2 separate regions of the Homo sapiens genome follow, and region 1 is linked to region 2. Evidence: chromatin loops called from intact Hi-C (ENCODE). Cell type or tissue: heart right ventricle. All regions are shown on one strand. Each heading gives the region's core, and the rest is flanking DNA. Links, peaks and the distances in the headings are about the cores only. Region 1 overlaps SSH1 (slingshot protein phosphatase 1). Region 2 overlaps ISCU (iron-sulfur cluster assembly enzyme).

Region 1 (15,027 bases), core at 4,122-12,121, 250 kb before region 2:
TATGTCTTAATTTTTGCAAAAGCCAGACTTGATAGCCAAGTCATGAAAGTGAAATTAAAAATAAAAACTTTTGATGTACGACGGGGTCTCACAACGTTGCCCAGGCTGGTCTCGAACTCCTGGGCTCAAATGATCCTTCCACCCCAGCCTCCCAAATAAACATTTTTTAATTGTAATTTTTAAAGTTATAGGTAGTTATAAATGTTATTGCTAGCTAAAATAACAAAGGCCAAAGATTCATTCTGCTGAGAAATTCATTGGGCCAACTTGAGGTTTTCCTCAAGAATAGTGGACAGGACAACCTTGACTAAGTTAAATCACAAGTCAGTATCCACCCACTTTTTTCTTTCTTTCTTTCTTTCTTTTTTTTTTTTTGAGACACAGTCTTGCTCTGTCGCCCAGGCTGGAGTGCAGTGGTGCGTGGTGCGATCTTGGCTCACTCCAACCTCCGTCCCTGGGGCTCAAGTAAGCGATTCTTGTGCCTCAGCCTTCTGAGTAGCTGGGATTACAGGCATGTGCCACCACGCCTGGCTAATTTTTGCATTTTTAGTAGAGACAGGGTTTCACCATGTTGGCCAGACTGGTCTCGAACTCCTGACCTCAAGTGATCCACTGCCTTGGCCTCCCAAAATGCTGGGATTACAGGCTTGAGCCACCCGGCCCCTCCCCACTTTTCTTAAAATGCAAACAACTAGTGAAAGTGTAATTTCATCTTGTATTCCATCAAGGGAAGTCACCAAGAAACAATGGAGTTGTTAAAAGCCAGAGAGTTAGAAGCAGAGATCAACAGCAAGAGCATGAGAATTCACAAAGTAGACTGCCCTCTCCTAATCAGGGAGTTGTTCTCTTTTCTTAGAAAATGTTATGGCTGGGCGTGGTCACGCCTGTAATCACAGCACTCCAGGAGGCCTAAGCAGGCAGATTGCTGGAGGTCAGGAGTTTGAGACCAGCCTGGCCAACATGGTAAAACCATGTCTCTACTAATAATACAATAATTAGCTGGCCATGGTGGCACATGCCTGTAATCTCAGCTTCTGGGGAGGCTGAGACATGAGAATCGCTTGAACCCAGGAGGCAGAGGTTGCAGTGAGTTGAGATCACACCACTGTACTCCAGCCTGGATGACAGAGTGAAACTGCGTCTCAAAAAAAAAAGAAAGAAGAAAATGTTATATGACAGTGAGATCCCTGTCCAGTATTCTGCAGAAAGGGGCCCTGGAGAGCCTATGTAGAACTTTGGGTGTTGTCACAGAAGCATTATTTTGTCACGAAAATTCTCCAGCAGCAAGCTTTTAGCAAAAGCAAGGTTTGAGAAAAGTACTACGTGGAATTATTATAAAAGCAGTTTCATCCTATTTGCATTTTACATGCCATTTGTCCACGCTAAAGCTTTTTCCCCTGCAGTAATTCTTTGTCCATTTTCCTGTCTGAATTCCGGTCTAACTGTGCTCTGGTCTTATCCTTCCCAGCTTAAGTGAGAGCTTTTTCATGGTGAAAGGCGCAGCCCTCTTCTTACAACAGGGAAGCAGCCCTCAAGGCCAGCGGAGTCTTCAGCACCCCCACAAGCATGCAGGTGAGGGCTCTAAGTTGATACTCTTACATTGGAGCTTCTTTTCTGGACAGCAGAGGAAACTTCCATTGTTGGTGATGTTGCTGAGTTTGAAGGCCTTAGACATAGTGGACGCAGGTTTGCAGTGACCAGTGCAGGCAGAGGCTCAGATGCTCTCTCTTGAGCAGACCACGCACATTTTCCAACCTTTTATGTCATGTCTGTCTGCGTCAGGAGTAAGGTCAGCAGCATCCTGCTGGGATGCAAAGATTTCCTCTCTGTAGTTTATCAGTTAATTGCAGGCTGTAAGTTACAGCCTGACTTTTTAACAAATGCACCAAAATGAATTATAGCCAGATGTCGTCCACTTGAAAATAACCATCTGGAGTGCTGTATACCTAATCTTGGGATGGATTTCTCCAAGCATTTGAAAAACACTCATTTGGAGAATTTCTTGAAGGGCCTTTGGCTCCAACTCTGAGATAGACACTGTAGTAGGAAGTCTTGATTCTGTAATAGTTTGTTTTTAGGAAGTAGACAGAAGTAATAGGGTGAGGATCAAACTGAGTTTAAATAAGAAGTGCCTACTAAGTAGTAAGACTGGTTTTCTTAGGAGACTTGACTCAGAGCTGAAGGCAGTTAGAAAGAGGAATTCAAGAAATGCTTGCGTGGCCCTGCATGGTATCTCACACCTGTAATCCCAGTGCTTTGGGAGGCTGAGTTGGGAGGATCGCTTGAGCCCAGGAGTTTGAGGCTGCAGCAAGCTAGGATCACGCCACTGCACTCCAGCCTGGGTGACAGAGAGAGACTCTGTTTCTTAAAAACAATAACAACAAAACACACTTATGGCCAGGCACGGTGGCTCTTGCCTGTAATTCCAGGATTTGGGAGGCCAAGGTGGGCAGATCTCGCTTGAACCCAGGAGTTCCAGACTAACCCGAACAACACAGTGAAACCCTATCTCTGCAAAAAATACAAAAATTAGCTGGGCGTGGTGGCGCATGCCTGTAATCCCAGCAAGGTTGGGGGCTGAGGTGGGAGGATTGCTTGAGCCCAGGAGGTCGAGGCTGATGTGTCACCACAGCCAGCTAGTTTTTTGTGGGTGTGTATGTAAATGAGGTCTCACTATGTTGCTCACTGTGTTGCTCAGTGAGCCACGATTGCGCCACTGCACTCCAGCCTGGGTGACAAAAGAAAAGGACCCTATCTCAAAAAGAAAGAAAGAGGAAAAAGTGCTTGCATGTAAGTGGATCTTTGTCGTAGGTGGACAGCATCTCAGGGCATTTCTTGGAGAGGCAGTGCATAATTGAATGTCTGTGAGCTGAGAAGGCCTTTACCTTTCAGAACAGCAGCAGGTGAAACCAACCAGCTATTGTGGCCAGTTTTCTTGTGAACATTTTGTTTGTTTAACCTCAAGTCATTCAGCTTCATTTTAGATCTGAGTGCTCAGGTTAGAATTCTACACCATGCAATTTATAGCAAACACCAAGGCTCAGTCAGTATTTTCACATACTGATGTTGATGATATTTAGGTCTGTTTTAAGCAAAGAAAATAACTGTCCTGTACAAGGAGGCAGTGTGGTTTGTGGAAATAGTATTTGTTTTGAAGCCAGGCAGACCTGTCTTCTGATCCTAGTTCTCCAACTTACTAAGCCGTAACAGGTCGACTTCTAAGCCTCAGTTTCCTAGTCTTTACAATGGGCATCAAATACTGGTGCCTCAGACAATATGGAAATTTAGAGTTATGCGTGTAACATACCTACCTGTAGTAGGTGCTGTATATATATATGGGTAACTATCATTGTTATTACGATGACTTCTAGTACAATACAGCTATAAACAGACCCTTCATTCTTTTTTTTTTTTTAATTATATGAAAAGTTTTTTTAGAGACGGATCTCATTCTCTTGCCCAGGCTGGCGTGCAGTGGCCTGATCATAGCTCACTGCAGCCTCGACCTCCTGGGCTCAAGTGATTGTCCAGCCTTAGCTTCCTGAGTAGCTGGGACCATAGATGCGTGTCACCACACCCAGCTAGTTGTGTGTGTGTGTGTGTGTGTGTGTGTAGATGAGGTCTCACTCACTATGTTGCTCAGGCTGGTCTCCAACTCCTGGCCTCAAGCCATCTCCCCACCTCAGCCTCTCAAAGCATTGGGATTATAGGTTTGAGGTGCCATACTCAGCCAGATTCTTCGTTCTTGAATTTGCTAATTATTCTGCCCTCTTAGAAATGTAGCTGTTGTTCATGTTTTAATTGTAACACATATGACAAAGCAAATGCTCAAGCTCTGCTCACTAAGTGTCAGATACCTCCTTCCTCTAATCCAAAGACTAGAAGGGTAGGATGCAAGCCACCAGCTGGCTGACTCTTGTGCCCTGAGGTCTGGAGTGGACGATGAGGTCGGAAGGCAGAGGGGCCGCCAGCTGTCCACAGTTGGTCTGTAAATGACCTTGGGACAGACGCAGACTAGACTTACGTTAGTTCCTTTTTTTCCCTAGAATTACCATCAAGTCTCCTGAATGTACCAGAGGCCCCCCAGTAACCACTGTGCAGAGCTGAGTACAATTGAGGGTTAATTCTGTCCTTGGAAAAGTAGTTCAGTTTGTTTCAGCCAGTCCAGTCAATTTGAGACCCTTTCTAGGGCTTATATTCTCTGATTTTTTTGTGTGTGGATGTCAGACTGGGGTTTGGATTTCTGTCTGTCAGCAGTTCCATATCTCAGCAAACAATCCCACTGAAAGAAGTTTATCTGTGTGGAAAATGTCCCTTTCATTTAGGCATTTATCAGACAGGGGTTTGTTTTTGCTTTCCCCAATGCAGTTCTGTGACTCGGGTAGATGGTGGGAGGGCCCAGGCAGGTGAAGAACCAGCTCATGGTCGTTGTCGTTGTGTTGCATTGGTGACATGACGGGTGGAGGAAGGGGCTGGGGAGGTCTATGGCTTTCTTTAATGTGAACCCTTATCTCCAAATCGCTCATCATAGGAAGCAGGGTCAACACAGGGTGTTATACACTGTGGAATTGTATAACTGGAGAGGACAGATAAGAGGGGCATGGTTCTTTTCTTTTTTAAATTTTACTTATTGTGGAAAGAATGCTTAATTGGCCTGGGTTTGGTGGCTCATGCCTATAATCCCAGCACTTTGGGAGGCTGAGGTGAGAGGATCATTTGAGTCCAGGAGTTCGAGACCAGCCTGGGCAACATGGCAAAACCCTGTCTCTATTGAAAAAAAAAGAAAAAGAAAGAACGCTTAACATGAGATCTACCCTCCTGGCTAGAGGCACAAATTTCTAATGACCCAATTCCTCTCTGAGACAGGAAGTGCAATTTGGACATCATCTGTCCTTCTCCCTTAAAATGAAAAAGATGCTTTTGCAAAAGGAACAAACACAATGTTTCCTTTTGGAGCATTTGAGTGTGTAAGCATTATTGATCCTTTTGGGGTTGTAATTGTGATGTATAGAGTAATTTTTTTTCCTTTGTAGAGACAGGGTCTTATCGTGTTGCCCAGGGTGATCTCAAACTCCTGGGCTCCAGCGATCCTCCTGCCTTGGCCTCCCAAGTAGCTGGGACTACAGATGTGAACCAGAAAGCCCAGCTAATTTTTTACTTTTCTGTAGAGATGGGGTCTTGCCATGTTGCCCAGACTGGTCTTGAATGCCTGGCCTCAAGTGAGTCTCCTGCCTCGGCCTCCCAAAGCACTGGGATTACAGGTGTGAGCCACCACACCAGGCTGATATTAGCATCTCTACAGATGACCCTTTCTTCAGAAAGAAATCCTTGCAGATATAAAGAAAAATGTGTAAGCTAGAGAAAAAAAGCAACCTTGGAGTCACACCTGCTACTTACTAATTATGCACCTCCCTTACAACTTTCCCCTCCGTGAAAGTGTGCGCTTCTTCTGACAGGGTCTCTGCTTCGCGCGAGACTCATGGCCAGTAAGAGACTTTCCTCACTGCACTCCAGGAACACCTCCTGAACCCTGGGGCAGCTCAGAGAAGTTCAGAAGCCGTCCCTGGTTACTGCCTGTTTTACATAGTGAAGAAAAAAGAGTACATAATTTTTAGCAAGAAAAGAGAAAATGACAGATTGGTTTCTATTCAAATTATTTCTCTGGGCAACCAGCATACAGCTGCTATCTGTAGAGTCACTTAAACATTTCCCCCCGCCCCCCCGGTTATGGAAATAATGTCTGCCTCCAGTGGAAAATGCAGAAGTTTGAAGTGGGGCCTGGGTGGGGTAGCTTATGCCTGTAATCCCAGCACTTTGGGAGGCTGAGGCGTGCAGATCACTTGAGGTCAGGAGTTCGAGACCAGCCTGGCCAACATGGTGAAACTCCATCTCTACTATAAATACAAAAATTAGCCGGGTCTGGTGATGGGCACCTGTAATCCCAGCTACTTAGGAGGCTGAAGCAGAAGAATCTGTTGAATCCAGGAGGCGGAGGTTGCAGTGAGCTGAGATCGTACCACTGCACTCCAGCCTGGGTGACAGTGCGAGACTCTGTATAGAAGAAGAAGTTGTTTGAAGAGGAAACGTGATGCTCTGTCCTTTTTCTCTAATGATTAACTCTTAGCAAATGCCTTACTTCCAGCCACAGCTGTCGTTTCTAGGCACCCCAACCTGCCGAGTAACATTGGCTTGAATGAAATAACATTTTTCTCTAGGCTTGCCTGTATTTTTCACATTTTGTATTTGGAAACCTATACTGTATGTATTTCAGGAAATAAGAGCAACTTTTAACAACATGACAGTAAGCTCCATGTCACCCATCCACGTCGCACAGTATTCAGAGTGGTGTAAGAGAAATTCAGACTTGAAGTTTTTGTGGTGATTCTCCTGTGGTGTAGGTAGACAAATTTTAACTTCTCAATCTTTTTCCAAGCCCTCAAAGTCAGCCTTTCAGAGGTTTTTTTTCCTAGAGAGTAGGTAAGAGACCTTTTAAAGCTTTCTTTATTGGTCCAACAGGTGATCTGCCTCAACATCTTCAGGTGATGATCAACCTTCTGCGTTGCGAAGACAGAATCAAGCTGGTAAGAAGCAGTGAGAATGTCAAGTTAAAAAATTTTTTTTTAATTTTTGTGAGATGAGGGTCTTGCTCTGTTGCCCAGGCTGGAGTGCAGTGGCATGATCTTAGCTCACTACAGCCTCAAACTCCTGGGTTCAAGCAATCTTCCCACCTCAGCCTCCTGGATAGCTGGGACTACAAGTGTGTACCACCCTGCCTTATTTTTAAAAAAATTTTGTGGATATGGGGTCTTGCTATTTTGCCCAGGCTGGTCTTGAACTCCTGGCCTCAAATGATTCTCCTGCCTCTGCCTCCCAAAGTCCTGGAGTTATAGGTGTAAGCCACCGTGCCCAGCCAGCAAGTTTTAATTTTTAATTGTGAAACCTGGTGGGGAACCATTCGTGAATGATAAGGGGAAAAGCTTTTAGGTTACAACAAATTCTCAAATTGTGCACTAAAGCCAAAGCCAGGTTGACTCCTCAGTTCCCCAGAGGGGCGGGAGGAGGGATGAAACAGGTCTCCACGGCAGTTAAATAAGCTAAATACGAACTTTCTTTGGATTTCATGTGTTCACTGATTTCTTGCATTTTGGGTGATTCCTCTGAGCCAGGCGGCGTCCCTGGTGCTACAGAGAGAAACGAGGCCTGGTTCCTGCTGTCAAGAACTTCCGCTTTGTGTTTTGTTGTGTTGTTGTTGTTTGAGACAGAATCTCACTCTGTCGCTCTGGCTGGCATGTGGTGGCATGATCTCAGCTCACTGCAACCTCCGCTTCCCGGGTTCAAGAGATTCTCGTGCCTCAGTCCCCTGAGTAGCTGGGATTACAGGCGCACGCCACCATGCCCAGCTAATTTTTGTATTTTTAGTAAGAGATGGGGTTTTGCCATGTTGGCCAGGCTGGTCTCGAACTCCTGACCTCAAGTGATCTGCCTACCTTGGCCTCCCAAAGTGCTGGGATTACAGGCCTGAACCACCATGCCCAGCCAAGAATTTTCTCTTCATTTTTAACTCCCAGAGGGAAAGGTAGAACACTGAAAGTGTTGATCTTGCATTGGAGATGGGAGGGAGGCACCACCTCCAAAGGCAGGTTAGTGAGAGCATGTCTGCCCTGTTCCAGGCAGTGCGCCTGGAGAGCGCCTGGGCGGACCGGGTCCGGTACATGGTGGTGGTGTACAGCAGCGGGCGCCAGGACACCGAGGAGAATATCTTGCTGGGAGTGGACTTTTCCAGTAAGGAAAGGTGAGTCTGATGGGCTAGGTGTTCCCTTCTGTGAGGGAGGCAAGAGTTGCTGCTGGACAAAGCATTCCATGGTCCCATATCCATCAGAGGTGGGAGAGGGCTGCGTCCTGATGGAGAGCCTGGGGAGTCGAGCCACTGGGAACACTAGGGTGTGCCATTTCAGCTCTCTGTGCCAGGCACCGTGCCAGCTCCAGGCTGTGCTCTCAGAACTCAGTCAATTGAGAGGACAGAAAGTTATGCTGTTTGCTTAGAGAGGTTTTACACCAGCTGCTATAGAGTGGGGCACCTTAGCCAGAAATGCTTCCTGAAGGAGGTGACAACAACGCCGAACCCAGAAGGCCAAACCAGAGTCTGCCAAGGGAAGCAGGGAGACCCTCTCAGGCAGAGGGGCCCGGGGAGAAGTATGGAGATTGGTGGGCCTCGCCTCAGACACCTCACCCCACAGTGATACTCCACTGATTCCCAAGTACTTCATGGCAGGTCCTAGTCAGAGGCTTGAAGTGTAGCTTGTAATTTCCCACTAACTGGAGGCCAAGTAAGTTAGAGCATTGACCCCAAGATGCGTGTGAAATGAGGGTGGAGTCACTCCCCTGACATCACAAGATAAATGAATGCCTGTGAGATCATTGCAAAACCTGGATTTGTTAAAACTAGATTAGATTCCCTTTATTCATCATTCATTCATCGACTCATTCATTAAGCATATGATTTATTTGCATTCTCCTGTGTATGAGGCAATGGGCTAGGCCCAGGTAAACAAAGAAGCAACAGTACACACAGTTCTTGGCCTCAGAGAGCTTCTAAGTGAGCATGGAAGACAGTCACAACCAGATAGGAGGGAGAGAGTGACCGAGAGGTGCTGGGGTTTTGTGAGACCACAGGAGGGGGTGACTGTTGAGAGCACCTGGCAGGACCTTTCTGGCAGGAGTGAAGCCTAAGCCGACTCTTAACGGGCAAGTGGGCAGTCAGGCGAGCTCTAGGGTGGAGGCGGAGCAGCAAGGTGCATTTGAGGAGCATTTGAGGCAGAATCAACAGCAGAAACCAGTCAGGGAGGCCGTGAGTGTCACGGTAACAGTATGGTCTTGTCTTGTTCCCATGAGAGCTTCTGTAAGTCACATGCTAGCGACTGAGACTTTGATGCTTGTTAGAAGGAGATGAATAAAAAAGGGAGGACATTTCTTTTATGACATGGCCCCCACCCCCGCAGTACATAATAAATAGCACTATGAGAAAGTTTCCTGTGACACATGTAGAAGATGGAGTTGGGGCTGGCCTCTGTGGCCTTGGGGTGGTTGGGAACCTGGGGCTAGAAGAACCTGTAGCATAGGAGGTGTTCGGATGTGAGCTCTGAAGAGCCACTTGGAGACTGGAGGGCATGGTCCATTAGGATGGGGTGCCACCAGGCAGGTGCTCTCAGAAATGCCCAGAGCCCCATCTATTTGGCCATTATCTGTACGGTTCTGAGGCATAGCGGTGTTTAGTGTTTGACCGTCTTGCGGTTGTAATTGTTCTTCCAGTGACTGTCTAGCTTTTCTGAATCTTTCTGAGGCAGGGACTTCCCTCGCAAGTGTGGCCTGTTCCAATAATGCTTTCTGATCCCGAACGGAAATCGGCCTCCCATGGCCTGTGCCCAATGTCTTGATCCTAACCGTGGGAGCAGTGTGGAAGCCCAGTCCTCCTGACTGTAGAGTACAGCACACCTACAAAATGCCTCTGTGAACATCTCATTTAACCCCTTCATCCCCCTGGGGTGGGTAGTGCTACCTCAGATTTTACACATGACAGTCAGAAGCTCACGAGGCTGCAGTGATTACCCCAGGGTCATCCCGGTTAGTGGCCGGGCTGGGACTTGGAGGCAGGGCTTTTCCTGTCGACCTGCTGAATGAGTAGATGCCACTCATTCTTTCCCAGCAGGCTGCAGCTCTCTTCCTGTACACCACCTTGCTCATTCATTCACTCCTAGGTTTATCATGTATGGACTTGCTAGCTCTTTCCCTGTGCCGGGCGCCCCGCCAGGTGCTGGGGCCACATCAGGGAGCACGGCAGACACACCTACAGTCTCACAGAGCTCACAGGCCAGCAGTCACGGGCATGCCTTAGATGCCCACATGCGCATCCCACTCCGCTGCTGCCTGGCTGGAGGAGACTGGCCCGTGCGCTCGTCCGCACCGCCCCCATGGCGCTCTTCCTTCCCACCCTCTCCTCCCTTTGCCTCCCCTCGGCACCCCGACTTCAGTTCTCCCAGGTCCCTCTCCCTGTGGTTCCCTCGCCTCTCCTGCATGCTCTTCCCTCAAGTTCGAGTCTCTGCACCCTCTGAGCAGGAGCCACGGCCCACCTGTGGGCACCGACCCCAAGGCCAGGGCAGGTCTCTGAGGTTGGAGAGGGCGGTTGAGAGGCCACCCAAGATGAGCAGGGGCCTGATGGGAACCGGAACTAAGCAGTCTTTCCTGTCGCTGGGCCTGACACAGCTGCCTTCTGTGCCCAGGGAATCCCGGGGGCTGGGAACTGGGCCTTCTCCTGCAGCTCCCACATTGCCCGGGCACCAGGCTGTTGTCTTCCTTCCTGGCTTGAAAAAAAGTCCAGGTCCCCGCCAGAAGCCTTTGGCCTGCTGAGGGAGCAATGTACTTGTTTTTTCTAAATTCCTTCCTTGGGATTTTATTTTTTTATTCCCCCTGCCAAAAAAAAAAAGGAAGAGACAAGCATTACCCCCAAAGGGCATCTTCATAAGAGTCCAACGCTTCTCCAGAAGGCAGCATTGGAATGGCGGCTCCTGCAGCAGGCTTGCGCACTCTCAAAGTTTTTGTTTTTGTTTTTAAGATGGGGTCTCACTCTATCACCCAGGCTGGAGTGTAGTGGCACGATCTTGGCTCACTGCAACCTCTGCCTCCCGCGTTCAAGCGATTCTCCTGCCTCAGTCTCCTGAGTAGCTGGGATTACAGGCATGCACCACCATGCCTGGAAAGTTTTTGTATTTTTAGTAGAGACAGGGTTTCACCATGTTAGCCAGGCTGGTCTCGAACTACTGACCTCAAGTGATCCACCCTCCTCGGCCTCCCATAGTGCTGGGATTACAGGCGTGAGCCACTGTACCCGGCCTCACTCAGAGTCTTATATCTGCATACGCATCCTGGGAAGACCAGAGCAGCCATGCCACCTTAGGGTTCAATCGTGGATTCTATTCTCTTCTCTTCTTTCTTTTCCTGTTTTCCCTATCCCCTTCCCCTTCGCTTCCCTTCCCTTTCACCTTCCCTTCCCCTTCCCTTCCCTTCCCCTCCCCTCCCCTCCCCTCCCCTTCCCTTTCCTTCCTTTTTTTTTTTTTTTTTTAATTTGGAGACAGGATCTCGCTCTGTCACCCAGGCTGGAGTGGTGAAATCAAGGCTCATTGCAGCCTCAACCTCCCAGAATCAATCATTTCTCCTACCTCAGCCCCCTGAGTAGCCGAGGCCACAGGCACATGCCACCATTCCCAGCTAATTTTTTTTTATATATAATTTTTAAAAAAATCACTATTGCCCAGGCTGGTCTCAAACTCCTGGGCTCAAGCAGTCCTCTTGTCTCCACCTCCCAAAGTGCTGGGATTACAGGTATGAGCCACCACACCCGAGCAGGATTATGTTTTCGATTCGGATTGGGAACATTTTGAATGCCATGAGTGTACACCACCATCCACACATCAGTGTTTTGCCATTGGTGAAGGACTCCACGATGGGGTCTTGGAACAGGCTGGTCTCCTGCCTGGACCTCCAGACCCATCTGGCTTCTCTGTTCCCGCCATACAGGCCCTAGGAACTTGGAGCCTGCTTTCTTCTTCTGCAATTGCTCCCACCCACTTTATCCTTTGGGGTCACTCTTCCTCTAAAAAGATTCAGCTTCCCTTACTATGTATCCCTTTCCTGCTTCCCATGTATGCTCCCCAGGTGGAGACAAGAGGACTGCTTGAGCCCAGGAGTTTAAGACCAGCCTGGGCAATATAGTGGGGCCTTATCTGTACAAAAAAGTTTTTTTTAAAAAGCTGGGCATAGTGGCATGTGCCTGTGGTCCTAGCTACTCAGGAGGCTGAGGTGGGAGGATTGATTAGGCCCTGGAGGTCGAGGCTGCAGTGAGCTGTGATTACACCACTGTATTCCAGCCTGGGCAACGGAGCAAGACTCTGGCTCAAAAAAAAAAAAAAAAGAAAAGAAAAATATGCTTCCCATGGGTCTTCCTTCCTTGTAGAAATCTTATTGTTAATCATTGTAGGACTGCTGGAAACTCACAAAAGTAACAGCTAGGGGATGATAGGAGATGCGTGCAGTTGTTGCAGTCCTGTATGGTCCCTGTTCCATGCTCCTGGCTCTAGTTGAAGGCCGTGAGCAGAAGTCCCCTGTGGGCTGAGCCTCTTGCGCATCTCTGTCCAAGGGAGGCCGGCCTAGGGGCTTAGGTTCCACATGGTTTTATGTGCCCCTTATTTCCCATGGGCAGTCTCATCCCTGCCCCCTTGACCTCCGCCTGCCCTGGAAGGCCCCGCCCCTGGCCTAGGCCTGGCCTTGGCCCTGCCCCCGTCCTGTGCTCTCTGCAGCTCTCTGTGCTGTACCCACCTCCTTATGAGTTCCTGGTGAGGGTTGTCAGGGCTCAGGTTGGGTCTTCTAGACTGCACGTTCTCAGGGCACCATCTGACCTGGCTTCTGCCTGTCGGATTTGGGCTCCATAGGGACCCTTTCCTTGCCTCCTCCTGGGGCTGACACAGCCACGTGGTCCCTAGAGCTCTGTGAGGCCCAAAATAAATTTTATTTTTCAGTGCTATAAGAGAAATACTAGTTAGTCCCTCCAGAGTGGGTAGGATGGCACGGAGGGACCTGAGAATTTGCCCAACCCAAAAGCCTGAGTGTCATTGGCCGGAAGGGCTTGGAACAACCTTCCCCACAGATATAGAAGCATGGGGTTGAGAAGAGTCCTGCATGGGGCAGGGCGCTACCTGGGAGGGGAGCTGGGTCTGTGATCCCCAGAGGCCCCATTCACACGGGCACACATAAAACATGACCGTGGTGTTGGCAGCAGCAGAGATGGAAGCATGAGATTCCTGAGGTCCACAGAGCTGGCTCTTGGCACGGTTACAGCGGCTTCTCACAAGTCGACTTTTAAATGCCTGAAGAATTTTCATCATAATCTGAGGACTCTCCGATAAGCCCTTTCTTTCCCTCTGTTTTTCAGTGGCGCCAGTCTCTGCAGTCATTCGGTCTCATTTCACTGGTAGGATGGGCAAAACAAAACCAGATTAAGCGAGATTGTAAAACCGCAGCCACACTAAAGGCGCAGGTGCACAGGTCTGAAAGTGAGCTCCGGGAACGGTGTGAGCACGCTCCCCCTGCCGCCACCCAGGACAGGCCAGGCCGGGCTTGGCTGCCGGTGCTTGCCTATGTACCCCCAAGTACACATGTGGCCTCCGCCAGCAGAGCACCAGCCCTGGGCAGCTGCCTCCCTGCTGTAGAGTGGGCGTGCGGTCAGCCCACACTGCACCCAAAAGCCTCAGCTGAGCACTTACGGAGTTGTGTCCACAGGGCCATCCCAGACCTGTGTCTTCTAGAATTCATCAGTGAACGGTTCCTATGCAGACAGCCTACTCCCACACGTACGTCCAACAGCCCGTCCTGGACCAGGTGGTGAGCTGGAAAGGCTGTACACGTAGGTGGGTAGACGCTGACTCCACATGTCTTCTCTCCCCCATCGCAGTAAAAGCTGCACCATTGGGATGGTTCTCCGACTGTGGAGCGACACGAAAATCCACCTTGATGGAGATGGGTAAGGAGGTCTCTTTAAAAGATTCTCTCACTGTATGTAGTAGGCATTGAAAACACGAGCTGGTTCAGGCATCCTTGGATGATCATTAGCACTGAATGACACGTGTGGCGGGAGTGTCACAGCGGGAGAAATCATATTGCCCTCGAGTGAGAGGGCACGAGGGAGGGTATGTTTTGGACGTCTGATTGGGGAGTTTAGCTCATGAAGTATCAGTGGGAGTGATTACAGGAGATATGCTGCTGTGTGAAGTTCAAGACAGCGGTAAACCGATACCCATCCGCCACCTCGATGGGTTAAGTGAACTCTCACCGCATGCCCTCCATGGGGCTTGTCCTGAAAGTTCACGGACTAATGTGGTGCAGCAGGAACTCACCAGCTTTGGGGGTACAAGGAGAGACATACAACTGACAGGCACAACAAGGTTTCAAGCGCCACCCTGGGGGCCACAAAGGAGGAATGAACCAGTTCCACCCGGGCAGGCAGTCGGGGGATGAGGGGCCGTCTAGCGTCCGCACGCGTTCACTCCCAAGGAAGGTGTGTGGGCACGGTGAGGAGTGGGAAGAAACAGAATAGGAAAGTGGCCTGACACGGGGATTCTAAGCAGGTCAGAGTTATGTTGCCTTGTAGGATGGGAAGAGAAAAATAAAAATTTGATTTGTTGTTTAAGTGATGGGGTTATGGGGATATTTTTCCTTTTTAATTTTAATATCTTTGTATTAATTTTTTTTTCTCTTTTTTTCAACGGAGTCTCACTCTGTCACCCTGGGTGGAGTGCAGTGGTACGATCTCGGCTCACTGCAACCTCCACTTCCTGGGTTCAAGTGATTCTCCTGCCTCAGCCTCCCGAATAGCTGGGATTACAGGCACCTGCCACCATGCCTGGCTAATTTTTGTATTTTTAGTAAAGACGGGGTTTCACCATGTTGGCCAGGCTGGTCTCAAACTCTTGACCTCAGGTGATCCACCCTCCTCGGCCTCCCAAAGTGCTGGGATTACAGGCGTGAGCCACCACCCCTGGCTTGTATTAATTTTTTATATTTTATATTAGTATTTTATATTAACATATTTATATTAATGTATTAATAGATATTTTTATATATTGATTATTTTCCGTGCAATCCTATGAATATAGTTTCCATGCAATTACAAAAAGGAACGGCCGGGCCTGTGGGACAGGAGGTGGCAGGGAGGCAGGAACCACGTTGGAACATAGAGAGACGCTCTCGGAGGCCTTCACCTGGCACCCTTTGCTAGGGTTTCAGTTTTTGGTGGAACTCGCAGTGCTGGGTTAAAAACAAGCCCTCCTCATCTGGGAATGTGTCTCTTTCTGCCCTTGCCCATGTCTCTGCGAAAGCGGGTTCCGTAAAATCCCTCATCATGTGGCCTGAGATGTGCTTGTTCCCAGCGTGCGCAGTGGTTTGGCTCCCTCCTCCCAGAGTGATTTCACTCAAGGCGCT
Region 2 (15,027 bases), core at 5,574-13,573:
CCCCTCACTCTCTGGAAGTTCTTTCTGCTATATAACCTAAGTCACGCAGGGTGGCCAAAGGCCGGTTTCCCCACATTCTGGCCTGCAGCAGAGCTCTGGCTGGAGGACTGGGCCAGCTATTGAGGAGCCAGTTAGAAACACTCTTGAATTCTTCCCATGACCTCTCATAAGATAAGAACATCTCGTCCTTGTCCAGATCTGATTCTTTGTGCTGTCTGGTTTGGAGCAGACTGTGATGGAGATAAATGTCTTTCTTGGAGAGTCACATGGCTGCATCCACCTAGTGTTGTAAATGTGCTGCCCTTTGACCCAGAAATTCTTTTCTGGAACTTGCCTGCAGAAATACTTGTGTTTGGATGCTAAGATGGGCACACAAGGTTGTTCATGCTAGTGTTGTTTAGAATAAGTGAAAAGAGAGGGCTAGGCTGGGTGCAGTGGCTCTCTCCTGTTATCCCAGCACTCTGGGAGGCCAAGATGAGAGGATCACTTGAGGTCAGGAGCTCGAGACCAGCCTGGCCAACATGGTGAAACCCCATTTCTACTAAAAATACAAGAAATAGCCAGGTGTGGTGGCAGGACCCTGTAATCCCGGCTACTTGGGAGGCTGAGGGAGAAGAATCTCTTGAACCTGGGAGGTGGAGGCTGCAGTGAACTGAGATCACACCACTGCACTCCAACCTGGGCAACAGAGCGAGACTCCATCTTAGAAAAAAAAAAGAATAAGTGAAAAAAAAGGAAATAATCTATGTGTGCAATAGTGTAGTGGGGTTGAAGAAACAGTCATCTTGTCCAGTGAGAGGCTCAGGGCTTTGACTCTTTTTGTTTGTTTGTTTGAGATAGGGCCTTGCTCTGTCACCCCAGGTTGGAGTGCAGTGGTGCAGTCATAGCTTACTGCAGCCTCAATCTCCTAGGCCCAAGTGATCCTCTCATCTCAGCCTCCCTCAGAGTAGCTGGGACCACAAATGCATGCCATCATGCTTGGCTAATATTTTTTTCTTTTTATAGAGATGGAGTCTTGCTATGTTACCCAGACTGGTCTCAAACTCCTTAGCTCAAGTGATCCTCCTGCCTTGGCCTCCCAAAGTGCTGGGATTACAGGTGTGAGCCACTGCACCCAGCCAGGGGCCTGTCTCTTATGGAGCTCTGGCTTCTCCGGCTTCTCTCCAGTGAATTACCTGTTTCTATCTGTAGTCTATACTTGCATTGGTTGTGTATCCAGTGATTTTCAACTTTTTTGAGGCACAGAACCCTTTGTTCACATAAAGGAATCCTAACATGTAAGTCAAATGAAAGTAGAGCTACACCCTTGAAAGGGATGGGATAGGCTCACTTCCCTTTGCCCCCATAGGGGCCTCAGGCTCAGTGAAGCATAGTTTGCAAACAGTTGTTCTAGTCCCTCCACTCAAGCTATGGATGGGAAACTGAGACTCAAGTTGTCCAGAAAGGTCATGGCCAAGGCCAGTCTCTAGTCCAGGTCACCTGACTCTGTCCAGTGCTCATTCAAGAATGAACTCTAGGTAGATGATCGAAGCATCCACAGAAAAGAAGATTTATCACTTCCTTTCTATGTTCTTCGCTTCATTTATTTTTTTATGTGCCTTATTGTAATCACTAAAACATCTAATTCAATAGAGTGCTGGTTGTGGTGGTGGAGGTGGAGGTAGTGATGATGAAGGGGAGGGAGACAGTGGTAGTGGAGGTGGAGATAGTAATGGTGGCGGTTGTGGAGGTGGTGATGGTGGAGGTGATGATGAAGGTGGTGGTGATGGTAGAGGTCTTGGTAGTAGGGGTGGAGAAGAGGTGGAGGTGGAGATGGTGGTTGTGATAGTGGTGGTGGTGTAGGTGGTAATGGTGGAAGAGGTGGTCATGGTGATCATTGTGGTAATGGTGTTAATGGTGGTGGTGGTAGAGGTGATAGTGAAGGTGGAGGTGGTGGTGAGATGATGGTGAAGGAAGTGGTGGTGGTGGAGGCGATGGTGGATGTGGAGAAGGAGGTGGTTGTGATGGTGGCGGTGGAGGTGGTGACAGTGGAAATGGTTGTAATGTTGGTGGACACAATGATGATGGTGATGGTGGTGGATGTGGTGGTAGAGGTGGTGGTAATAATGGTGGTAGAGGTGGTAATGGTGGAGGTGGTGGTGATGGTAGAAGTTATGGTGGTGATGGTGAAGGTGAAACAGGTGGTGGCAGTGGAGATGGAGAAGGAGGTGGTGGTGGTGATGGAGGTGGTGGTGATGGTGGTGGTGGTTGTGATGGTGGTGGTGGTGATGGTGATGGTGATGGTGGTGGTGATGGTGGTGGTGATGATAATGGGGCTGGTGATAATGGGGCTGGTGATAATGGGAGTTGTGATGATGGGGGTGGTGATGATAGTGGTGATGATGGCAATGGCGATGTTCATGATGATGGTGATGATGACGATGATGATGATGATACTGATGATGATGATAATGATGATGGTGATGATTGTATTAGTGTTCAAGGTGCCATAACAAAATACTACAAACTGAGTAGCTTACACAACAGAGTCCAAAATCAAGGTTCTGGCATGTCTGATTTCTGGTGAAGGGTCCTCCTCTTTCAGGCATATAGATGGTCACTTTGTCCTCACATGTCACATGGCCTTTCATGTGAGTGCACACTGAGAGACTTCCTTTTTGTTTTGTTTTGCTATTTTGAGACAAGGTCTCTGTCACCCAGGCTGGAGTACAGTGGCATAATCATAGCTCACTACAGCCCTGACCTCCTGGACTCAAACAATACTCCCACTTCAGCCTCCTGAATAGCTAGGACTACCAGCTTGTACCACCACACACAGCTATTTTCATTTTTAGAGATGGGGTCTTGCTATGTTGCCCAGGCTAGTCCTTAACTCATGGCCTCAAGCGATCGTCCCACCTCAGCCTCCCAAAGTGTTGGGATTACAGGTGTGAGCCTTATAAGAAGAGCCACCAGTTCTTTCTTATAAGACCACCAGTTCTTTCAGATTATGATGCCACTTTTATAAACTCATGTAACCCTAATTACCTCTTGCAGATCCTCTCTTCAAATATAGTCACATTGGGGATTAAAGCTTCTACATAAGAATTTTGAGGGGATATACCTTAGTCCATAGCAGGGATTGGTAGCAATAACAACTACAGCAGAGCTGATGATTTTTTATGGTGATGATGATGATGGTGATGGTGATGATGATGGTAATGGTGGTGGTGGTGATGGTGAGGATGGTGATGATGATGGTAATGGTGGTGGTGGTGATGGTGAGGATGGTGATGATGATGGTAATGGTGGTGATGGTGATGGTGAGGATGGTGATGATGAAGGTAATGGTGGTGGTGGTGATGGTGATGGTGAGGATGGTGATGATAGCCAACATTTATTGAACACCTACTACATGCCTGGAACTGTGCTTTTTTCACTTTACATGGGATAATTTATTTAATCCTCGCAATAATCCATGACTTAGGAGCTAGTTGTCTCCTGTTTTTTCAGAAAGAAAAACCAAAGCTCAGAGAGCTTAAGTACTTGCGTAAGGTCACATGGAGAGATCACAGCAGAGCTGGGATCAGAACCTGAGCCCCCAAGACCTTGCCCAAAGTCGTTCCCTAATGTCCTGTGGTCTTGCCCACAAAGGGGCCAGTGACATAGGGCTGCCTATTGAGGAGGTTTGGGGCAGAAGGGAATCCAGCCCCATTTCCCCACTGGGGCTTCCTTTGACGGATAGGACTGAGGTCCTGGGGGCAGGATGGGAGGCCCCTGGAAGTCCCTTTGCACCAGCAGCTCCAGGATAATAAAGTTGTTCTCACCTGGGGAGCCTTTTGGAGTTATTCTGGGAGTTGGGTTTCTTTGAGGTGAGGCCATGGGCTGGAGTGTCTAATGTGACATTTCCAAAGATAGCTGGGCGGGGTGGTGGTATTAGAGAATGGGTGTGGGGAATAGCTGTGGCCCGTGGTTGGCCACTCGCTGTGGGATGAGCTTGCCTGTCAAGCCATGTGTGACAGAAATCACGTCAGGGTGTCTCCTGCATGGATGCAGACAGGCCACAGCTTTGCAGAATGTTGGAGGCTGGACTGTGAGGGTTGGTTCTATGCCAAAGACACCAGAGCTTGGAAGCCTTGAGGTGATCATATTTTAAAAATAGTTCATAGTAGCAGTAGCAACAATAGTAGTAATAGGACCAATAGTTAGTATTAGTCATGGTAATCTGCGGCCCACCTCATTTTATTGTGCTTCCATGATACTGTGTTTTTTATGCATTAAAGGTTTATGGCAACCTGTCTTGAGCAAGTCTATCAGCACTGTGTTTCCAGTAGTGTATACTCACTTTGTGTCTCTGTGTCATATTTTGGTAATTCTCATAATATTTCAAACCTTTTCATCATGCATCAGTAATCGTTTTGGGGCACCACGAACTGTGCCCATGTAAGACAGTGACCTTAATCAATAAATGTTGTGTATATTCTGACTGCTCCACCAATGAGCTGTTACCCTCTCTCCCTCTCCTGTAACCTCCCTATTCCTAGAGAAATACAAAAATATTGAAATTAGTCAGTTAATAACCCTACAATGGCTTCCTAAGTGTTCAAGGAAGAGTTGCACTTCTCTCACTTTAAATCAAAAGCTAGAAATCATTACACTTGGTGAAGAAGGCATGTTGAAAGCTGAGACAGGCTGAAAGGAAGGCCTCTTGCACCTAATTGTTAGCCAAGTTGTGAATGCAAAGGAAAAGGACTTGAAGGAAACTGAAAGCACTACTCCAGTGAACACACAAGCGATAAGAAAGCAAAACAGCTGGCCGGGCGCGGTGGCTCATGCCTGTAATCCCAGCACTTTGGGAGGCCAAGGTGGGTGGATCACGAGGTCAGGAGTTCAAGACCAGCCTGGCCAAGATGGTGAAACCCTGTCTCTACTAAAAATACAAAAATTATCTTGGCACGATGGCACGTGCCTGTAATCCCAGCTGCTCGGGAGGCTGAGGCAGAGAATTGCTTGAACCCGGGAGGTAGAGGTTGCAGTGAGCCAAGATCATGCCACTACACTCTAGCCTGGGCAACAGAGTGAGACTCTGTCTAAAAAAAAAAAAAAAAAAGAAAGCAAAGCAGCCTTATTGCTGTTGTGGATTGCACATCACCATGGTCTGGAGAGAAGATCAAACCAGCCACAACATTTCCGTAAGCCGAAGCCCAATCTAGAGCAAGGCCCTAACTCTCTTCAATTCTATGGAGACTGATGGAGGTGAGGAATCTGCAGAAGAAAAGCTGGAAGCTAGCAGAGGTTGGTTCATGAAGTTTAAAGAAGCCATCTCCATAACATAAAAGTGCAAGGGGCAGCAGCAAGTGCTGATGGAGAATCACATCAAGTTATCCAGAAGACCTAGCTATGATCACTGACGAAGACGACTACACTAAACAACAAATTTTCAGCTGGGTGTGGTGGCTCACACTTGTAATCCTGGCAGTTTGGGAGGCCAAGGCAGGAGGATAGCTTAAGACCAGGAGTTCGAGACCAGCTTGGGTAACATAGCGAGACCCCCATCTCTATTAAAATTAAACAACACATTTTGGCTGGGCCCGGTGCCTCATGCCTGTAATCCCAACTCTTTGGGAGGTGGAGGCGGGCAGATCACTTGAGGTCAGGAGTTTGAGACCAGCCTGGCCAACATGGTGAAAACCCATCTCTACTAAAAATACAAAAATTAGACAGGTGTGGTGGCACACACCTGTAATCCCAGCTACTCAGGAGGCTGAGGCACAAGGATTGCTTGAACCTGGGAGGCGGAGGTTGCAGTGAGCCAAGATCGCACCACTGCACTCCAGCCTTGGCGACAGAGAGAGAATCCACACGACAGGTGTGGTGGAAATAGCAAGAGAACTAGAATTAGAACTAGAGTCTGTAGATGAGGAGTTGTTTCTTATGGATAAACAAAGAAAATGGTTCTTGAAATGGAATCTACTCCCAGTGAAGATGCTGTGAACATTGTCGAAAGAACAATAAATGATTTAGAACATTACATAAGTATAATTGGTGGGCCTGGCATGGTGGCTCATGCCTGTAATCCCAGAACTTTAGGAGGCTGAGGCAGGTGGATCACTTGAGGACAGGACTTTGAGACCAGCTGGTCAACACGGGGAAACCCCATTTCTACTAAAAATACAAAAATTAGCTGGGCATGGTGGTGCACGCCTGTAATCCCAGCTACTTGCGAGGCTGAGGCACAAGAACCACTTGAACCCAGGAGGCGGAGGTTGCAGGGAGCTGAGGTTGTGCCACTGCACTCCAGCCTGGGCAACAGAGCAAGACTCTGACTCAAAATAAGGAAGGGAAGGAAAGAAAGGAAGGAAGGAAGGGAAAGGAAAGAAAGAAAAAGAAAGAAAGAGAAAGAAAGAAAGGAGAGAGAGAGAGAAGGAAGGAAGGAAGGGAAAGGAAAGAAAGAAAAAGAAAGAAAGAAAAAGAAAGGGGAGAGAGAGAGAGAAGAAAGGAAGGAAGGAAGGAAGGAAGGAAATAAATTTGGTGAAGCAGTGGCAGAGTTTGAGAAAATAGGTTCCAATTTTGAAAGAAGTTCTACCATGGGTAAAATGCTATCAACTAACACCACAGGCTGTAGAGAAATCTTTTGTGAAAGGAAAAGGCAATCAAAGTGATGAACTTCAGCGTTGTCTTATTTTAAGAAATTATGGCTGGGTGCAGTGGCTCGTGCCTGTAATCCCAGCACTTTGGGAGGCCGAGGAGGGCGGATCACCTGAGTTCAGCAGTTCAAGACCAGCCTGGCCAATATGGCGAAACACCATCTCTATTAAAAATAAAAAAAATTTGCCAGGCATGGTGGCACATGCCTATAATCCCAGCTACTCGGGCAGGAGAATTGCTTGAACCTGGGAGGCAGAGTTTGCAGTGAGCCAAGATCGATCGCAGCCCTGCACTCCAGCTTGGGCGACAGAGCGAGATTCCATCTCAAAAAAAAAAAAAAAAAAAAAAAAAAAAAAGACATTGCCACAACCACCTCAACCTTCTGCAACTCCCAGCCTGATCAGTCAGCAGCTGTCAAAATTGAGGCAAGACCCTCCACCAGCAAAAAGATAATGACTTACCGAAGCCTCCAATGACTGTTAGCATTTTTTTTTAGCAACAAACTATGTTTATATTAAGGTATGCACATTGGGTTTTTTTTTTTTAGATATAATGCTATTGCACACTTAACAGACTCCAGTTTAGTGTAAACATAAGTTTTATATGCACTGGGAAAATTTGTGTGACTCGTTTTATTGCAACATTTACTTTATTGCAGTGACCTGGAGCCGAACCTGCAACATCTCTGAGGTGTGCCTGTAATAATACCAATGCAAATAGTAATAGTGAAAATAGCAGTAGAGAAAGTACAGTCATAGCATGCAGGGGCTTGGGCTCTAGATCAAACAGCTCTGAGCTAGAATCTTGATCTTACCATTTGCTGACACATCATTTTACCTTTTAGTTTCTCTATCTGTAAAATGGGATATTGATAGTACTTTAGGATTTTTGTGAGGCAAATGAGCTGATCTATATAAAACACCCAGCAACAGTGCCTAGTATGTAGTCAGGGCTGAAGTGTTACCTGTAATAATGAGAACCACCATAACAGCAATGAACTATTTTTTTTTCCTTTTTCTTTCTTTCTTCTTCTCCTTCCTCTTTTTTTTTTTTTTTTTTTTAAGAGACAGGGTCTCACTCTCTCACCCAGGTTAGAGGACAGTGGTGCCATCACAGCTCACTGCATCCTTGAACTCCTGGGCTCAAGGGATCCTCCCACCTCAGTATCCCAAGTAGCAGAGACTACAGGTGCATGATACTGTAGTGTGCACGACAGGTGCACGACACCACAGCCAGCTAGTTTTTTTATTTTTTGTAGAGATGGGGTCTTGCCATCTTGCCCAAGTATTGACAATTGTTGCAAGATCTCAGTTCTTGCCTTCTTAGTTTAAAAGAATATAGACAAGAGACACACAGCAAAGGGGAGGTGCAGCATAGAGTAATTTATTGCAGAGGAAAAAGAACATTTTGAAAGTTAGGTACAGAAAGGACAGGACACCCTGAGAGAGACAGGATTTAGGGCAGGCTGCTCTTAAGGACAGCATTGATTATTGCTGGGAGACTCCCTTTGTGGGGGTTTTACATCATTATTCATAAGGGGTTGAGAGAGGTGTTACTAGTAAGCATGTTCTGGGTGGTCCTTTCGGTGCCCACGCACAGTAGCTGTACGTGCTTGTTCATACATTGCATGTCTCATTCGCATCTTAAATCTCCACCTAGGGGTGTGTTTTTTACTCTTTTAATGAGCAAAGGGTCAGTTTGAGGACAGCTAAATCAAAGTGCGCACACTCTCTAGAGGGGAAAGTCCCTACTGAAGATAGCTTTGCTTGAGCTTTGCTCAATTACAATGTGAATGCTGAGGCTTATTGTGTTGACTGTACAGTCATCACGGATGCTGCATCTCGAGGACATGGTCACTTCCTTGACTACCTCTCCTGCCTCACAGGCTGGTCTCTAACTGCTGGGCTCAAGCAATCCTCCTGCCTTGGCCTCCTAAAGTGCTGGGGTTATAGGCATGGGCCACTGTACCTGGCCAACAGTGAACTCTGTGTGCCATGTGCTTTCCATGTATTATCTCATTTAATCGTCAGGTCTACCTGATCAGGTAGGTACTATTATCTTTCCCATTTTGCAGATGAATAAACTGAGGCTTGGGGAGGTTGAGCCTTTCGCTCAGGGTCACACAGCGGTAGCCAGCATTTGATTCAACACTCCAAGCTCACTCCACTCTGCCCTGCTGCTTGCTCCCTGGGTGGAGATGATCTTCTCTGGGGAGGTGGCCTTTTGAGGGGCTGGCTGATGTCATCTCGGGGGGTGGGGAAAGCAAGCAGACAGGCCTCCAAGAGCCATTGGCAGGGGATGTGCTCCACGTCCATCTTTGGTTGGGGCTGGAACTCATCTGTAGGGGCCCTCTAACACCACCAAAACTTGGTGGGACCTAGAAGTCTTCTCTTCTGTCGTGAAGATAGACACAAGGTCTGCACTCTTGCCTCAAGTTCAAAGGGCCTGAAGTATCGAGAAGTGTGCCTCATTTGTTTGTCTTTTTAAGAAAATTCATCCTAGGGCCAAGTAGTTTTTACAAGACAATGCTTAATGTGAGGTTCTAGAACTGTGCATTTGGATGTGGTCCCGGGTGGCCCTGGTCCAGGAATCACACTTAGGAAAGGTTACATCCGAGATGTGGTCATAGCTGTAGTGTGGCACTCAGGAGAGGGTGGGAGGTGGGCAGAAGACCTCAGCCAGAGCTCAATTCTACCACTTCCTAGCTGTGTGCCTTGAGGCAAGTCATTTCACCTCTCGGAGCCTCTGCTTCCCCATCCATCCATCTGCCCATAAACCCACCCAGCCCATCAGGTGATGCCAGTGCCCAGGCCCCACCTCCAGAGCATTGGATTTAACTTGGCATCAGGATTTAATTAGGCTCCTGGTGGGAGCCAGGGTTGGCGTGAGGGCCATGGTGCTTGGCAGCCAGTTGGCCAAGAGAATGCATCAGGCTCAACCTGTGTTGGTTCAGCTTCTTCATTGAATGTTCAAGGCACAGGTGAGCCTCTGATGTGCAGTTTGAATCCCTGGTGTGTTCTGCCAGGAGGGGTGAGGCAGAAGAATGGGCTTTGGGTCACTCAGATCAAGCCAGTTGGCCTGAGGGTCAGTTGGCTTCTTGAGCCAGTGTCCTTGTTTGAATCAATGCCCACTGCAGGCAGCTGTCATGAGAATTAACAGGATTACAGATGTAAGGGCCTGGAACAGAGCACAGGTGCTTGACAGACCATTTTAACTTATCTGTGGAGGTTTTCCATGGACAGGTTTATTTAGAGATGCTAAGACCTATTTGGAGGCTGCAAAAACCCCTAGACTTGAGTTCACTGAAGGGCACATGATGCCCTCATGTGGCTCAAACTAGATTTGTTTGGGGAAAGAGTGTCTTTAATGTGAATTTAAAAAATATCCATTTGTTTTAGCAGTACAACCACGTTTAGAGACTTGGGCTCTTCTGGGAATATTGCTTTGTTTATAAGCTCCTCCTGATGTTCAACTCTGAGGATGTTCACTGGGACAGAAATGTCTCATTTAAATTAAAAAAATCACAAAGAAAAGTGGTGGGGAATTGTGGTGGTGCCACATGTAATAAAGAAGGGAGAGACAAGCTCAGTCTAGAGGGACTGTGAATTAAATTGCAGAACATGCCACACAGGACAATTTTACATGGTTCTACCCAGGGTTCTAATTTGAGATTCCTATAAAGGCCCTGGTCTGTGGCTGCCTTCACAGACTACAGAAGGAACAGTCTTTGAAGTTCTGTGCCCTCCACCAGAACCCAGAGCATTAAAACAAAAAAACAAAAAACAACAAAAAAAACAAGGGAGGTATATTTAAGAGGCAGCCAGCCTATACCTGAACAAAAAAACCACCACCAGAAAAAACAAACACATCTTACTTTTGAAGCTGAACATTTGAGACTATGGCAGTCAATATTTCAATAACCCATTTTCACTAGAAGATAGGGCATCCTTTATTGAGATTTGCATGACTATGGGTAGCTAAAAATAGGGAGACATCAGGGTAGGAGGGCCCGTGCTTAGACTTATGCCCAAGCCAGGGATGAATGTTTGTTTGTTTGGCTTTGAGACGGAGTCTTGCTCTGTCTCCCAGGCTGGAGTGCACTGGTGTGATCTTGGCTCACTGCTACCTCCACTTCCCAGGTCAAGTGATTCTCCTGCCTCAGCCTCCCGAGCAGCTGGGATTACAGGTGCGTGCCGCCATGCCTGGCTAATTTTTGTAATTTTAGTAGAGATGGGGTTTCACTACCTTGGCCAGGCTGGTCTTGAACTCTTGACCTCGTGATCCACCCGCCTTGGCCTCCCAAAGTGCTGGGATTACAGGTGTGAGCCACTGCGCCCGGCTGGATGAATGTTTTTTAAACAACCTTAGGTGTACTATGCAGGTACAGATAGTTCAGAATGAACCACTTAAGATACTACATCTATGCAGAACACAGCATTCAGAAGTTTCTTCCCTAAAGTTTGGCTCATCTACGACCACAAAAAACCCAAGAGGTTCTTAAAAGTCAGGGGCTCTGGAATTACCTGCCCAGACAGAAGTCAGAAACTTGGGCCTAGAAATCCGCATTTTAAACTCATTCCCGAGGTGCTCTTCATGTATCTGGTCTACCGCTTTAGGGTGCCAAGCTAATGCTTTTTAGATTTGAGCAACCAGTGAAATTACAGAAAGAATCTTCAAGACTTACTTTGAGCTTTCAACTACTATCACACAAAGAACAATGACAAGCGATAATCATCTCCTTTCATCCTTGTTCCAAAAAATATTACGTATATTTGTCTTTGTTTGCTTGGAGAGCTGTGTATGTCACTGCGGTCCAACCTCTGGGAACCCCAAGGGGCTTTGGGCACCACTTCAGGGTGAATGATGGGCCCAAGAGACAAGGCTTACTAGAGAACACCATCATCTTCCATTATTTTATTATTTTTTATACATATATATATATGCGCAATCTGTTTTATGTACAACAATTGGTTCTATCAAATATTCAGACCAAGGCATTCTACTGGTAATTTCCCCCCAAATCAATTCAGGTAAAATTAGATACTTATGCACTTCACGGGCTATCAAAACTTGCAACTTCATTATCAATTTCAGTTCTGAGGTCATACACACAATTCAAAATATACATTAACTAGGTTAAGGCGATAAAAGTGGGCTGAAAGAAACCACAGGATTCAGAACAATGAAACTGTGTATTTTGCTTGCATGAGAGTCATAACGTGAACAGCAAGTATTGTGCGTATCTCATAGCTCTTCAGTGGAGAGGAAGCGGCTTCTGAACATCTAAGGTGACTGCACAGCAGGTGGGAAACAGCTGGTGTGGCCTGCTGGAGGCTTCGCCGAGGGAGGGCTCATTTCTTCTCTGCCTCTCCTTTTTTGGGTTCTTGTTTCAATTTGTAATCAGCCAGGGCGGCCTTGATTGCATCTTCAGCCAGCACTGGAAGTAACGGAAGGAAAGAAGCCTAAGTTTCTAGATGTGAAAGAAATGGACTTGGGAATAGAATCTTTAAGAGCTGGGAGGAAGTGGTGCTGGTGGGGACTAATGGAGTAACCAAGCCAGAAAGCTGGGGTGAGGAGTTGCTGGGCACGTCAGCAGCTGCTTCCTGAGCTGAGTTACTCCTGCGGGTGATCCTGGAGACAGACTAGGGTTAAAAATCTGTGATCCCAGGCTAGTTCCTTAGCCTCTTTGACCCTACTTTCTCTTCTATAGAACTGGGATAATCATGCTTTTCTTGCCAGGATAGTGTGGGGACTTACAGAAGATGTCTGACACATAGTAGGGACACAGGAAATGTTACTTCTTGCCTGCTCCCATCAAAGTCTAGCTTTGGACAAAATCTTGTCATGATAAAAAAGTTGACATGCCCTTTGGAAAAAAGATCATGTCAATCTGTTGATGGGATGGCATTTGCCACATCACCCTCTAGTGATCGAGAGTTTGACCACTTTTATTTAGGAGTCAATATTCAAAGTGAGGCTATGGGGAAAATAAAAACTGAGAGAGCTGGAATGACAGCAGAAAGCAAGCAAATAACAGAGAACATCAGCTAAAGGTTTCAGTACCTAAAAAGGCCTAATAAAAGGGCTGGGGATTTCCTGAAACCATGTGAAAATGTTTACAAGTGATGACCTTTCTTTATGGGTACTTAAAATTCCAGATCAAGTGGAAAGAACTTAGGTCTGACCAGGCTTCCTGAAGAATGAGTTAGTGTGTCTGCCCCGGCACCTGGCTCTTCTGCTGTGAGTATTACCTTGGCAAGAGGCCTGACTCTCTGCTGATTTTTAACTAATTTGGTTAGTAAACCTCCATCGATGCATTAAGGCTAATGTTTCTCATTCCTTCTTTCCCTGAGAAGGTTAAGAAATGATGGAAAAAGCATTAGATTTAATACAGAGACCAAACTGGAAAGCCAAGTACAAGTCTTAAGGCATCTGGGCTTTTTTTTAGGATAGCAGGGAGGGGGACATTGTACAACTGGGCTTAGTTGTTCCATATATACAGATGCAGACCCCGACAGGAATACCATCCAGACAGGAAGTGAAGAAATACACAGGAAACAGGATTATGGCGAAAGCTGAGTTTTCTCCTCTGCTGGAAACAGCACAGATTCTGAAATCAAAGATTGGAGCTTAAATTCTGGCTCTTCCACTTATTAGCCATGTGATGTGGGCGTCTCAACCCAAGCCTTAGCTTCCTCATCCATAAGAGGGAAGTAATGACATCTACTGTGCACTCAAGGATATTTGTGAGGTTTAGAAATTACGCCCATGAAGTGCTCAGTATGATGGCTGGTGCATACCTCCTTCTGGCATGATTCTCTTAGGGATGAATGTGAGACCATGGGGGCTCTAACCCTCTGCAGGTTATAAGGACAGACTCATGAGCTCTAATTCTGAGGGTTACAAACGTGGGCTCCATGATCTAAAAGGACTGTTGCAAACCAAGTTGAAATTACTGCCAAATGTCCCAGCTGACTGGTATGGAGAGCAGAGACTTACTGGAGCAGTGCAGTTTCACGGGAGGAAGGCAGAGCTCCTTGGCGATATCTGTGTTTTTGATAGTCAAGGCTTCCTCCACCTGAGAGGCATAATGGAAAGATGGGCAGTTTTAGCAACACTTTATCTTGTGAGGGCCAGCCAATAAAAAAGGGAGGCCAAAGAGGCTCTCAGGGTTGGTGGGGATGATTTCTGTTTAATAACTCAAACGGCTAAGGGTCTTCTCAGGACTCCCACTTTATCAAAGCTGCAGCTGGGATTCTCAAGCATGAAGTATACACAGCTGCACTGCCTGGCTTGGGTAAGCAAAGACAGCCCAGACACTTCTCTAAGTCAGGAGTGGAACCTGTGAGAAGTCTCTTAGGGATCTGCTTGTGGCCTGTAACAGGAATCTCTTCCTTAAAAGGTAGTGATTTCCTATGCTGGTTTTGTGAATATCAGCTTCTCCGATGTCCTCATACCAAATGTTAGCCTAAATCCTTTTGACTAGAAGTGCCGAATGGCATCAGAGAGGTTGGGAAGATTTCAGGTAAGTAGCACAGTGGCAGTGGCACAGCCGAGTCAGGCCGAATGCTCTCTTTGGTGTCCCCTTTGCCTATAGGAGCATCTCCTCCAGATCAACTAAAGAGGATGCCTGGGGTCTGGTTGACAGCCCTGGGGGATAATGTGAGGCAGGCAGATCCTTGCCCATGTAGAACAGTGCCCCACTGCCTTACAGAAAACCAGATTTCCCAACAGCCAGACTCTTTGACTATGTCTATCATTCAGTTTCCCAATTCTGCTAACCCTTCTTGGTTGATTCAGGTTCTGCTCCTGAAACTCAGATGGGAGATCTCAAGGTTAAAGAAATGTCCTCTCTCCCATTTTCTGATCACAATTCACAGTCCCCTAAGGGCCAGGTTCTGGGAGCAAAAGTGCCTTGTCTCATTTCTCCCTTCACCTGAGGACAGTTCCTGACAAATCACTTCAGAGCTACCTCCTGCCACAGCAGGTTAGGTCTGAGCTTCCTGGCCCACAGGGGCTTGCCAGCCAGAAGGCCGTGAGCCACAGGAAGCAGGTGGCACGTGGCCTGGCAAACTGCTCTGCTGTGGAGCTGGCCAGCTTCCAAGCATGCTCCTCTGTGACTCAGCTCCCTGAACCTGGTCCCTTGGGGCAGCAAAGATGAGTGCCTTGCTGGTTGGCTTTTCTGAGAGGTTTTGACAGCAACTGGATTTTAGAAAGTCCAGCTCTTCACTGTGTTTGGGACCTTTGACCTCTGCAGCTACCAGGGAAAGACACTTGGGAGACAAAGGGATGAAAAAGAAGTTCTAGCTCTTTATTATCTCTGCCTTTAGAGGGCTTGCGATCAGCCACCTGGATCACTGTTCTGATTTCGTTGTTCACTTTGCCCCCACCCTTGCTGTC

The links. A loop is a pair of places that touch in the nucleus more often than their neighbours do. Peaks named below come from ENCODE experiments on the same cell type or tissue, not always from the same donor. Only the 100,000 strongest peaks of a DNase experiment are listed, where the experiment ranks them.
Region 1: a loop joins it to region 2, with 2.9 times the contacts of the local background. A loop is called at or near these places in 85 of 110 quality-filtered maps.

Annotation. Positions count from the first base shown.
Region 1 is chr12:108,809,803-108,824,829 of GRCh38, reverse strand. SSH1 (slingshot protein phosphatase 1) reads left to right here. Exons shown (of 15, transcript NM_018984.4): 3 at 1,469-1,572; 4 at 6,517-6,581; 5 at 7,671-7,792; 6 at 13,502-13,570. It overlaps LOC101929204 (a long non-coding RNA gene), which reads right to left. Exons shown (of 4, transcript XR_945329.3): 2 at 13,314-13,532; 3 at 12,370-13,018; 4 at 8,485-10,464. Among named protein-coding and RNA genes, the nearest start is that of MIR619, 20 kb to the left of the region's middle. RefSeq lists enhancers at 2,794-2,843, 10,036-10,639. In heart right ventricle, for the core only: CTCF peaks have their summits at 7,746 and 7,947; a DNase peak (open chromatin) is centred at 7,972; H3K27ac peaks cover 6,043 bases.
Region 2 is chr12:108,565,868-108,580,894 of GRCh38, reverse strand. ISCU (iron-sulfur cluster assembly enzyme) reads right to left here. Exons shown (of 5, transcript NM_213595.4): 4 at 13,627-13,705; 5 at 11,527-12,064. The coding sequence ends at 11,979. Among named protein-coding and RNA genes, the nearest start is that of ISCU, 11 kb to the right of the region's middle. RefSeq lists enhancers at 11,810-11,959, 14,379-14,428. In heart right ventricle, for the core only: a CTCF peak has its summit at 9,952; a DNase peak (open chromatin) is centred at 13,304; H3K27ac peaks cover 1,976 bases.